3 separate regions of the Homo sapiens genome follow, and all the other regions are linked to region 3. A link is a loop called in an ENCODE intact Hi-C map of the cell type or tissue named here. Cell type or tissue: IMR-90. All regions are shown on one strand. Links, peaks and the distances in the headings refer to the core of each region. The heading gives the core; the rest is flanking DNA.

What was found. Peaks named below come from ENCODE experiments on the same cell type or tissue, not always from the same donor. Only the 100,000 strongest peaks of a DNase experiment are listed, where the experiment ranks them.
Region 1: it touches region 3 in a loop (6-fold over the local background); 3 of 110 quality-filtered maps call a loop at or near these places.
Region 2: it touches region 3 in a loop (2.6-fold over the local background); 4 of 110 quality-filtered maps call a loop at or near these places.

The regions. Positions count from the first base shown.
Region 1 is chr2:167,290,770-167,293,952 of GRCh38, reverse strand. It overlaps B3GALT1 (beta-1,3-galactosyltransferase 1), which reads right to left and starts at 952. Exons shown (of 5, transcript NM_020981.4): 1 at 619-952. RefSeq lists a silencer at 788-837 and an enhancer at 1,073-1,686. In IMR-90, for the core only: CTCF peaks have their summits at 813 and 1,425; a DNase peak (open chromatin) is centred at 972; H3K4me3 peaks cover 1,307 bases; H3K27ac peaks cover 531 bases.
Region 2 is chr2:167,963,216-167,966,398 of GRCh38, reverse strand. STK39 (serine/threonine kinase 39) reads left to right here. Exons shown (of 18, transcript NM_013233.3): 17 at 1,673-1,737. Among named protein-coding and RNA genes, the nearest start is that of B3GALT1-AS1, 24 kb to the right of the region's middle. In IMR-90, for the core only: a CTCF peak has its summit at 1,309 (motif pointing left); no DNase peak of the experiment used is centred there; H3K27ac peaks cover 210 bases.
Region 3 is chr2:166,537,661-166,540,843 of GRCh38, reverse strand. The region is part of intron 1 of LOC124906087 (a long non-coding RNA gene); the gene reads right to left. Among named protein-coding and RNA genes, the nearest start is that of SCN7A, 45 kb to the right of the region's middle. In IMR-90, for the core only: a CTCF peak has its summit at 1,289 (motif pointing left); DNase peaks (open chromatin) are centred at 883 and 1,253; H3K27ac peaks cover 301 bases.

The sequences.
Region 1 (3,183 bases), core at 365-2,864, 750 kb before region 3:
CACCCCCACCCCCACCCCCAACTTCTCTTTCCTCCTTTTCTTCAGCAATGTGGACCAACAGTTACTTTTCCCTCTCTTCCCTTCCCCTCCGAAGTCCCCGGGGCAAAGTGGGACTTTGGGGAGCCTCGTGGAACGCGCCTCTCCCCTGGCGCGCCAGGTCCACAGCTCCTTTTAATCACCGCAATAAAGTTCAATTTGCTCGGCTCTTTACGAGCCACGGTGGACTTTCCCGTGCGCTCCGTGCGTTCTACCTCCCGCCGAGCCAACAGCATCCTACTCACTCCAGCCCAGCTTGGGTCCTTGAAGGACGTCGGGCCACGCAGAGGGGACCCACTGTTCTCGCTGCAAAGTGCCCCAAGCCGCGCGCGCGCACACACGCATCCACATCCACACTCACACAATGCCATCCCCGCGCTGTCAAAGTCTGTGAGCGCGGAAGGGAGAACGCACCAGCTGGAGCCGCACGGGCGCGGGCAGTAGCACAGCCCAGCGTCGGGACACGCAGTCCGGGTCCCAACACCTTCGTCGGGATGCCCCGGCCACCACGCGCCTCGTAACCCCCAAAGACCACGCCAGCCGTCCCGGGGGCGTCGCGGGCGCTGCCGGACAGAACCTTACCCGCGGGGCGCGTGGTCTCCGGCCGCTGGGCTGGCGCGCGGGCCACAGGGACGCTGCAGCCAGGGTCCCGAAGATGCTGCTGCTCCGCTGCCGCTGCCCCGATCCCCGGCGCCAGCATCACTTCTCTGCCGCCCCCGCCTCCTCGTGCTCCGCTCTCTCGGCCGCCCCTCCCCGGCGGCCGCCTGCAAGACCGGCAGCGCCGGCGGCGCGGCGGGGTGGGCAGCAGCAGAGGCGGCGGCGGCGCCCGCGCGAGCTCGCCCAGCTGCACTAGCCGAGCAGCCGCGGCGGCAGCCGAAGCACCCGAGCCCGGCTGCGCTTCCCCGGCGATGGCTCTGGCCTCGGCGACTGACAACGCCCGGCAGCCAATCGCTGCCTCGCCCCGCTCGGCGGGGGGAGACCAATCAGAGCGGAAGGCCCAAGGTTTTCCTCCGCCTTTGCTCAGCGGGCTTGTTTCCGGGAGAGGCAGCGACGCTGCTGGGGTTTGGGATGGGGGAGGCGCGGGAGGGGCGCAGGATGGGGGACTCGTGGCCCCGGAGCCTTAGGTGAGGAGGGAAAGCCGGGCCCGCAGGGGTGGGCCTGGGGCGCTTTCTGACCGCCAGGAGCCCGCGGCTTGGCAGGAAAGGGCGCCGCGGGGTGACTTTGTCCCCAGAGCCTCGTCCCTGCGGTTCAGCGTCTTGGCATCGCTGGGGCGAGGGGGGAGCGGGGAGGGGTCGCGGGACCCGAGTACGAACGGCGCGGCTGGAGAGCGAATCCCAGGAGGTGGTCGCCGCCTTGAAGGAATCACGCGAACAGTCACCAGACAGCGCCCCCGTCCTTCTCCCTTTGGCAGCTGAAAAGAGTACTACTTCTTAGGCTTCGAACCACTCCTCATAGTAATCAGCCACGAAGTGTCCCCAGCTAGCAAAGAGGCACACGGAGAAATGTCGGAGTTGTAGGCAGAGTGGACCTTCCCCGTCTTCCCTCCAAATAAACGCCCCTCACCTCCCCACCCCAAACGCAACAAACAAACAAACAAAAAACCTTGAGAATGGGGAAAGATAATTTAAGCAGCCACCCTAATTGGTTGGCTTCCTTTTTTTCCTTTTTCTTTGGATAATCAAGTCTGAATGTTCTAATAGTTTTTTTTAATGTGTGTTTGACTCAAACACTAGCGAAGTAATGTTATTTAGCAATAAAAGAAAAAGAAAACAAAAGCCACAAAATGTTTTTCTGCACCACTCTCCCCTAAATTGTAATGATCTTCCCTTATGGAACATTTTTAGTTTCTTTAGTACAAATATGTCTGAATGGCTCAGAGTTCTACCAATAAGTTTATATTACAATGTTCTAGTAAAAAAAAAAAAAAAAGTTGTACATGAAGGTTGTAATAAGCTTGGGACCTTCCCAAAGTGACCCTCTGATAAATAGTCATACCCACCTCACAACGTTGTTGTGAGGGTCAAAAATCAAGTGTGTATATCAGCTACATAGTTGACAAATTGCTGGAATTCAATGTGTCTTAGCTATGATGCTGAAGCTCTTCTTGCTAATTGTATTTTTAAGGGATCCTTTTTGTTTGCAATAATAATCACCCTTTTCTTCACTTACCTTACTCTTTAAAAACTCCATATATCCTGTGATCACCAAAACAAACCCTGTCTAAATTTTATTAGCATTATGAGGAAAATTTGATTGCAAAATAGATGTGTATTGCCATCTTTTAGTACTATAGAAATTATGTGCATATCATCACTGTTTTTTCCAATTCTCTTATGCCTTCCTCCCCTTCAGTAATTTGACCAATGTAGTTTGGGAGCCAGATGATCTCTTCTTAAAAGAACTGGCTGTGCTAATAGATAAGTTCATTTTTTTAAAGGCTAAAAACAGAGAATATGGACCACACCACACTAGATTTTTAATCTAGAGAGGGGTTTTTGTTGTTGTTTTGTTTTCAGAAATTGTATATGTAGTTCTTTATTATTGTGCAATGACATAAAATCAGCACCCTAATTGACTATATGAGGTAATAAAGGGGAAAAATGAATAATAAAGGAATAAAAGAGTGAAGCTGAAATCTGGGAGAGAAAGAAAAATATATTTATTCAAAAATATATTTTATTCATGGGGAGGAGCTGATATTTGCAAAATGTAGAAATCTTAAAACTTAAATCTCAAAATCAAAATTAAAATGCAATGACAGTTTAGAAATATGCCTGATAAAAGGTAAGTTTTGAATGATTTTCCATTAAAAGCTAATTTTGACTTTAGAATGTTGTAAGCTATGTGGAAACTTGCAGAAATGTGCTTGCACAAGTATCAATATGATTTTTCTAACCATTCTCCCATGCCCTGCCAATTATGCTATTTTCCAGTATTTTATATCATCTTTCCATGTTATTCAATATTTTGCAACAGTTATCCTTGAAAATACATGGGTCCTATGTACCGTGTTTTTAGAGATTAAGACAATTAAATGACTATCCTACAGAAGCAAAAAAGCTAAAGAAAATCAACAGTCTGCATACAGATATAACACTAATATCTCATATCACTATTGCTACCATATCACTAATGCTGTATAAGCAG
Region 2 (3,183 bases), core at 365-2,864, 1.4 Mb before region 3:
TAAGAAAATGGGTACTGTGTTCATTTGCTGTAATTTGCATGTAGTCAGAGTGCCCTGACATGATAAATACTGGCTTTGGTGGACAGGATTTTACAGCAGAGCTTTGCACTCCATGAGCCAATGTTTCTTGCATAAATGACTTGATGATTTTAGTGTCTAAAATATGTTCAGAAAACTGTTGAAAGGCCACAGGAAGCTTTGCGATGATAACTATTCTGGAATTGGTGCCCTGGGGTGTACCCGATATGTGTGTGCTTGCTTATGTGGGCAAAAGAAAGAGGAGAAAAAGAGGAGGCAGATGGGAGGAGTGTTGGTAAAAATGAAACTGCAGATCACTCAGAATGGAAGTATTAAAAGGGCAACAAATGAAGATAAAATGATGCTTGCAATTATGGTTTATAAAGAGAAATAGGCCATATTGAGTACATAATTTTTCTTTTTTCTCCTCTGCAGCTGATGGATTAAATGAAATAAACTAATCTGCAGAAAATCCATGTATCTAGGTTGTTGTCAGTCGACCTTAGAGAAAATTAAAACTTGCGCAGATTTCTTACTACTTTCTACTTAAATTTTTCTACTTGAAACACTTTTCTCAAAATACTTGTATGTGTACTATTTTATCTTAAAATTTTTTTATCTTAAAAAATTCAGGTAACTTCAATACCTAACTACTGAAGCAGCAGATAATTTTACTCATAAAAAAATAAAAATGACAAACACGACATTCTCCCATAATTTCTTCAGCAGTAACTTCTCCTTCCCTAAGCAATAGCCCTTATTTGACTTTCAGGACTTTATACTTCAGGTGTGGACATGGAAAAAGTAAGTTTTAAGTTTCCATCATCATTAGCTTTTGATAATTCTGTTCATTAGCAGTACCCTGAGCCAGAGGAGTAAGCAGAAAAAACTGACTTCTCTACTGGAGTATCAGATAGATCATTACACCGTGAAGAACAAGGACAGATCTCCAATGAATCCAGCTAATACTGAAAACATATCTGCAGCACTGAGCTCCAAACTGACAGCGTCTACTCTAGTGCTTGACCCTGTTCAGCAAACTTGGGTATTATTCAAGGTGGCACTTCCCTGGTTTGACAGATCACTGTGCTCTGAAAGCCTTAAAACATGCGCTTGAGTTGTAGAGGTTATCCACTGTATTTTGTTGCCTTGATAAAAATGGGTTCAGAGAATTGAGTGAATTTATAGGACAGGGGTTCAAATGTGCTGACCTTCTATTTCCAGAGAAAGCCTTTGTTTTTTTTTGTTTTTTTTTTCTCCCCACTACCTCTCCTCTTTGTTTTGTACTGCCCTCTCCTGGCTAATAAATTTCTTAGTAATGAATATTTAGAGAAGCCAAGTGGCGGAAACACTGGGGGCTGCTATCATTTCTACTTTCCGTTAGAAATTTCAGATTTTATTATATGAAATGCAGAGTTGACATACAGTGATTAATTCAGATGTGCATAGATACAAGATTGCTGAAATGATATCAATTGTTGTAGAAATATCTGTATGAGAGTAATTTGGTCATTTATATGGACTTTGCAATGTTTATGAAAAATGATTTTGCAGTTTATTGCATCATTAGTCAAATTTTCTGAGTCATTGATGTGAAAATCCACTGTTATTGGAAATAATCTGGAAACTTTCTCTCTACGTTTATATTTTACAGTGGCTGCTAATTTACAGAAGATTGTAGATGATCCCAAAGCTTTAAAAACATTGACATTTAAGTTGGTAAGTGGAAAGTTATGGAAAGAAGGAGGTAATATTTTGCCATGCTGTGCCAGCAGGGAATAATAATCTAGTTTAATAACCTACTCTGTAATTTTGCTGTTGTTGTTTTCTTTTAGAATCAATTTTTGCATTTGGAAGCATTTGACTCTGCAGCGTTAGGGAACGTTTTCTGATTGTGACTGGAAGTGTCCTCTTCTATGAGCATAGCTTTTTCTTATCGTCACACCTTTGACTAAGAGCGGCCATATAAGAATCTTGAAGCCTAGATCATTTTGCTTGCAGTTTGTATTGCAACTTGACCATAAAGACAAAATTACACTGAATTCAAAGCAACACTCTTAATAAAGCTTTCCTAAGACAAAAGCCAAGTGGTTCTAACTTTTAAAAATAGAGGCTGATTGTTGTAGAAATGGTTTAGGTAATTGGAAGCAATTGTAGAACAACTCACCAAAGGCTGGCGGACAAAGACACAACAATTTACTTCCACATTTCAAATCAACAGTAACAGATTTTTGTAGAAAGGAGATATTTCAACAGTTATTCTGCACTAGTAGATTGTAAACTTAAGTACTAGGTGGCCACAGAGATACAGAGTGCCGGACATTCTGGGGTCACTGTGAGACCAAGATGGTGGTGGTCAGAAATGGAGAGAAGTCCAGATAGTCAAAAGTGACCGTTTTCCAAAAAATTTTAGCGAACAGTACATTAAGGTACATTTTAAAAATCGTAAGTTAATTTTATCAAAGGCTGGTCAGAATCCCAGAAGCAATTTTAGATCTAGATGACCAACACTTTGCTGTGCACAACATAGATTGATGATCTTTTTTATATTTGTGAAATTAAATGGAAAATGTGGGTGACCAAAAATGCTAAATGATTAGTTACAGTAAATGTGAGCCTGGTGCTAATTAACTTCCTGGGTCTTGCTTCCCATCTAATTTTAGATAGCTAGGCTGTGTGATAAAAGAAAAACACAAAGATTTTCACAGAAAAGATATATCTGAAGGAATTCTTTTTGCTTTGATAAGAAAGTAACATTTTATTCAGATGTAGAGTGCTAGGTTAACAAATAGGAAAATCCCTTTTCTGGTTTGGGATGACACTGTCACCTCTTAATGTGTGTGTTTTTTTTTTTTTTAATGTGAGAGTATATTGATGAGAAAATGGCAGCCTGTGTCAGCATTTCAAGCCAATATATGTCCCTTTATTCATTTTTTTAATACCACCTCAAGAACATTTTCCTAATTTGTAATATGCAAACAGAGATAAGAGTTTGAAACTCTCATGCTGGACTTTTCTCATTTTATTATGAAAGAGGAACAGTAACCCTGGCCCTTTCCTACTACCGAAGATTTTGTGAAAACAGCCGCTGTACAATCTCTAGGTAAACCATAAGAATAATGTAAAACTCTCCCTCATCTCCTAATCAGCTTATATGTTTCTTAA
Region 3 (3,183 bases), core at 284-2,783:
TAGAAAAAAATATATAGTTACTTTGTACTATCTACAAAGTAACTATGGACTATATTGTGCCTCCCACCCAGAATTCATGTGTTGAAGTCCTAGCCTCCAGTGTGATTATATTTGGAGATGAGGCCTTTGGAAGTATTAGGTTTAGATGAGGTCAGGAGAGTGGAGCCCTCATGATGGAGTCAGTGTCCTTGGTCACCAGAGCCTGCTTCCTCTCTCTGCCCTGAAAGAACACAACGAGAAGGTAGCATCTTCAAGTGAGAAAGAGGGCTCTCACTGGGGAATTGAATTGATGGGCACCTTGATTTTGGACTTCCCAGCCGCCAGAACTGTGAGAAGTAAATTCCCATTGTTTAAGCCATCCAGTCTATGGTGTTTTGTTATGGCATCCCAATCTGGCTAAAACAAATATTTTGCCAAGTTACTTTTTATTTTTTACTTACAATATTTTTTTTCATTTTTTCCTTTCTTGCCCTGCACTTTACAGCGATCAAATTTCATTTGATGGTTTTAAATTCATGCATTGTTTTCAAATGTGTTCTGGTTGCTGCCTCTCCCTCCAACTTTTGTTTTCCATTTACTAATATCTATCTTCCTGTGAGACAGGATAGACACTTTAATACATTCTATGTCCCCGTGCTCCTCAACTCCTTCCACAGACTTTTTCCCTCAGCAAATTCTTTTTTCTCACTAGACTTTAAAAAATGCATTGCAGATTAAAGGCCTAGTATGAAAAAATGAACTGTTAAATGATAGAATATATTTATGATTTCATATAGGGAAAAATATTTCTAAACCAGATTCCCTCCAAAAAGTGTGAGTAATGCTGAATGTTTACATCGTACTACATAAGCAATGAACCTGCACCAATTGACTCTTCTGAAATTTAAATGACTAATTCCGAAAGGATCAAATTAAGTTTTACTGAAATCATATTTTGGAAGCTTTCTAAACCATTCTGGCCATGAAGATTGGGAGACTAATAAACAAATTCCAAACTTCATCTGAAGTTAATTTATACTTTGTGGAGCTCAGATTCCTGGCTTCAGTTACACCTAAGCAGCGTGGGCAAATAAGCTTGATAGTTCTGCTGTTTCAACTTTCTTCTCTTTCTATTTTTGCAATATGAAACTTGCAGTTGATTACAAATGACTGTGAAGTGTGGTGTACATATGAGGCTTAAGAAAATGGCACAGAAAAAAAAAAGTCAGAATTTGAGATCGATATGATTAAAAAACACCACCACAATATCAGTGGCCCTTATGAGAACCATTCAGTGTGATTTTAGTGCCACCTAGTGTTCTATGGTGGGATAAGGTCTTGGAAGTGAAAACTAATCCGTCATGGGCAAGACTCAGAAATTAGGCAGCTGGCATAAGGCTGTGCACGGACTCAAAGCAGGCACAGTCAAGAGACTGCTGCTGTGTTTCTTGTTTGCCATCCGGAAAAACAGTCGTGCAAGAGAAGCCGTTCTTAGATCTAAGGAATTAGCCAAATATGTACAGGGCCAGTCAACAGAAGTACTCATTCAAGTATCAGTTTTAAACAAAGGAAGGTTTGCAATGGAAACCCTGATTTGGTGAAAATAAGAACGTGATGGTGATATAAGGGGGCATGGCAATAACACTTGGGAATAAGAGAGGTCACACACATCTAAGGGTAATTTACATATGCATGAATGAGGTCATATTATGCTCTTCTTAGTGCTCAAGTATACTTGAGATTTCAATACATCTATTTTGGGAATTGCATACAAATAGTAGACAAAAACAAGTCAGGCAATGCCAGATTTAGAAGAATGAAACAGGGTTCTCATCTCTAACCTTATACAAAAATCAACTCAAGATGGATCAAATTTAAGACCTGAAACCATAAAAATTCTAGAAGATAACATTGGAAAAACGCTTCTAGACATTGGCTTAGGTGAAGATTTCATTACCAAGAACCCAAATGCAAATGCAACAAAAACAAAGATAAATAGATGGTACTTAAGTAAACTTAAAAGCTTCTGTACAGCAAAAGAAACAGTCCACAGAGTAAATAGACAACCCACAGTGTGGAAGAAAATCTTCACAATCTATGCTTGTGACAAAGGACTAATATCCAGAATCTACAAGGAACAAATCAGCAAGAAAAAATCCAAACAATCCCATTAAAAAGTGGGCTAAGGACATGCATAGACGATTCTCAAAAGAAAATATACAAATGGCCAACAAACATATGAAAAAATGTTCAACATCGCTAATGATCAGAGAAATGCAAATCAAAACCATCATACAATACCACCTTACTCCTGCAAGAATGACCGTAATCAAAAAATCAAAAAGTGATAAATGCTGGTGTGGATGTGGTAAAAAGGGAACACTTTTACACCATTAGTGGGAATGTAAACTAGTACAAGCACTGTGGAAAACAATGTGGAGATTCCTTACAGAACTAAAAGTAGGTCTACCGTTTGATCCAGCAATCCCATTCCTGGGTATCTACCCGGAGGAAAAATCATTATACAAAAAAGATACTTGCACACACTTATTTGTAGCAGCACAATTTGCAATTGCAAATTATGGAACCAGCCCAAATGCCCATCAATCAACAAGTGGATAAAGAAATATGATATATATTAAATTATATATATATAGCTATATATGTCACATGTCTTTATATATCTTCATATATAGCTATATATAATTATATAAATGTATATAGCTATATATGTCACATTCCTATCAGGTGTCAACTTGATTGGATTGAAGGATGCTTAGATAGCTGGTAAAGTATTGTTTCTTGGTGTGTTTGTGAGGGCGTTGCCAAAAGAGATTAACATTTGAGTTATATATATTTCTATTGTATATATAATTATATATATGTAGCTATATATATATGGAGAGAGAGAGAGAGCATGGAATTCTACTCATGCATAAAAAGTAATGAAATAATGACATTTGCAGCAACCTGGATGGAATTGGAGATGTAACTCAGGAATAGAAAACCAAACATCGTATGTTCTTACACTTAAGTGGGAGCTAATCTGTGAGGATGCAAAAGCATAAGATACAGTGGACTTTGGGGACTTGTGGAAAAGGGTGGGAGTGGGGTGAGGGATAAAGACTACACATTGGGTACAATGTACACTGCTCAGGTGATGGGTGCACCAAAATCTCAGAAACCACCACTAAAGAACTTATC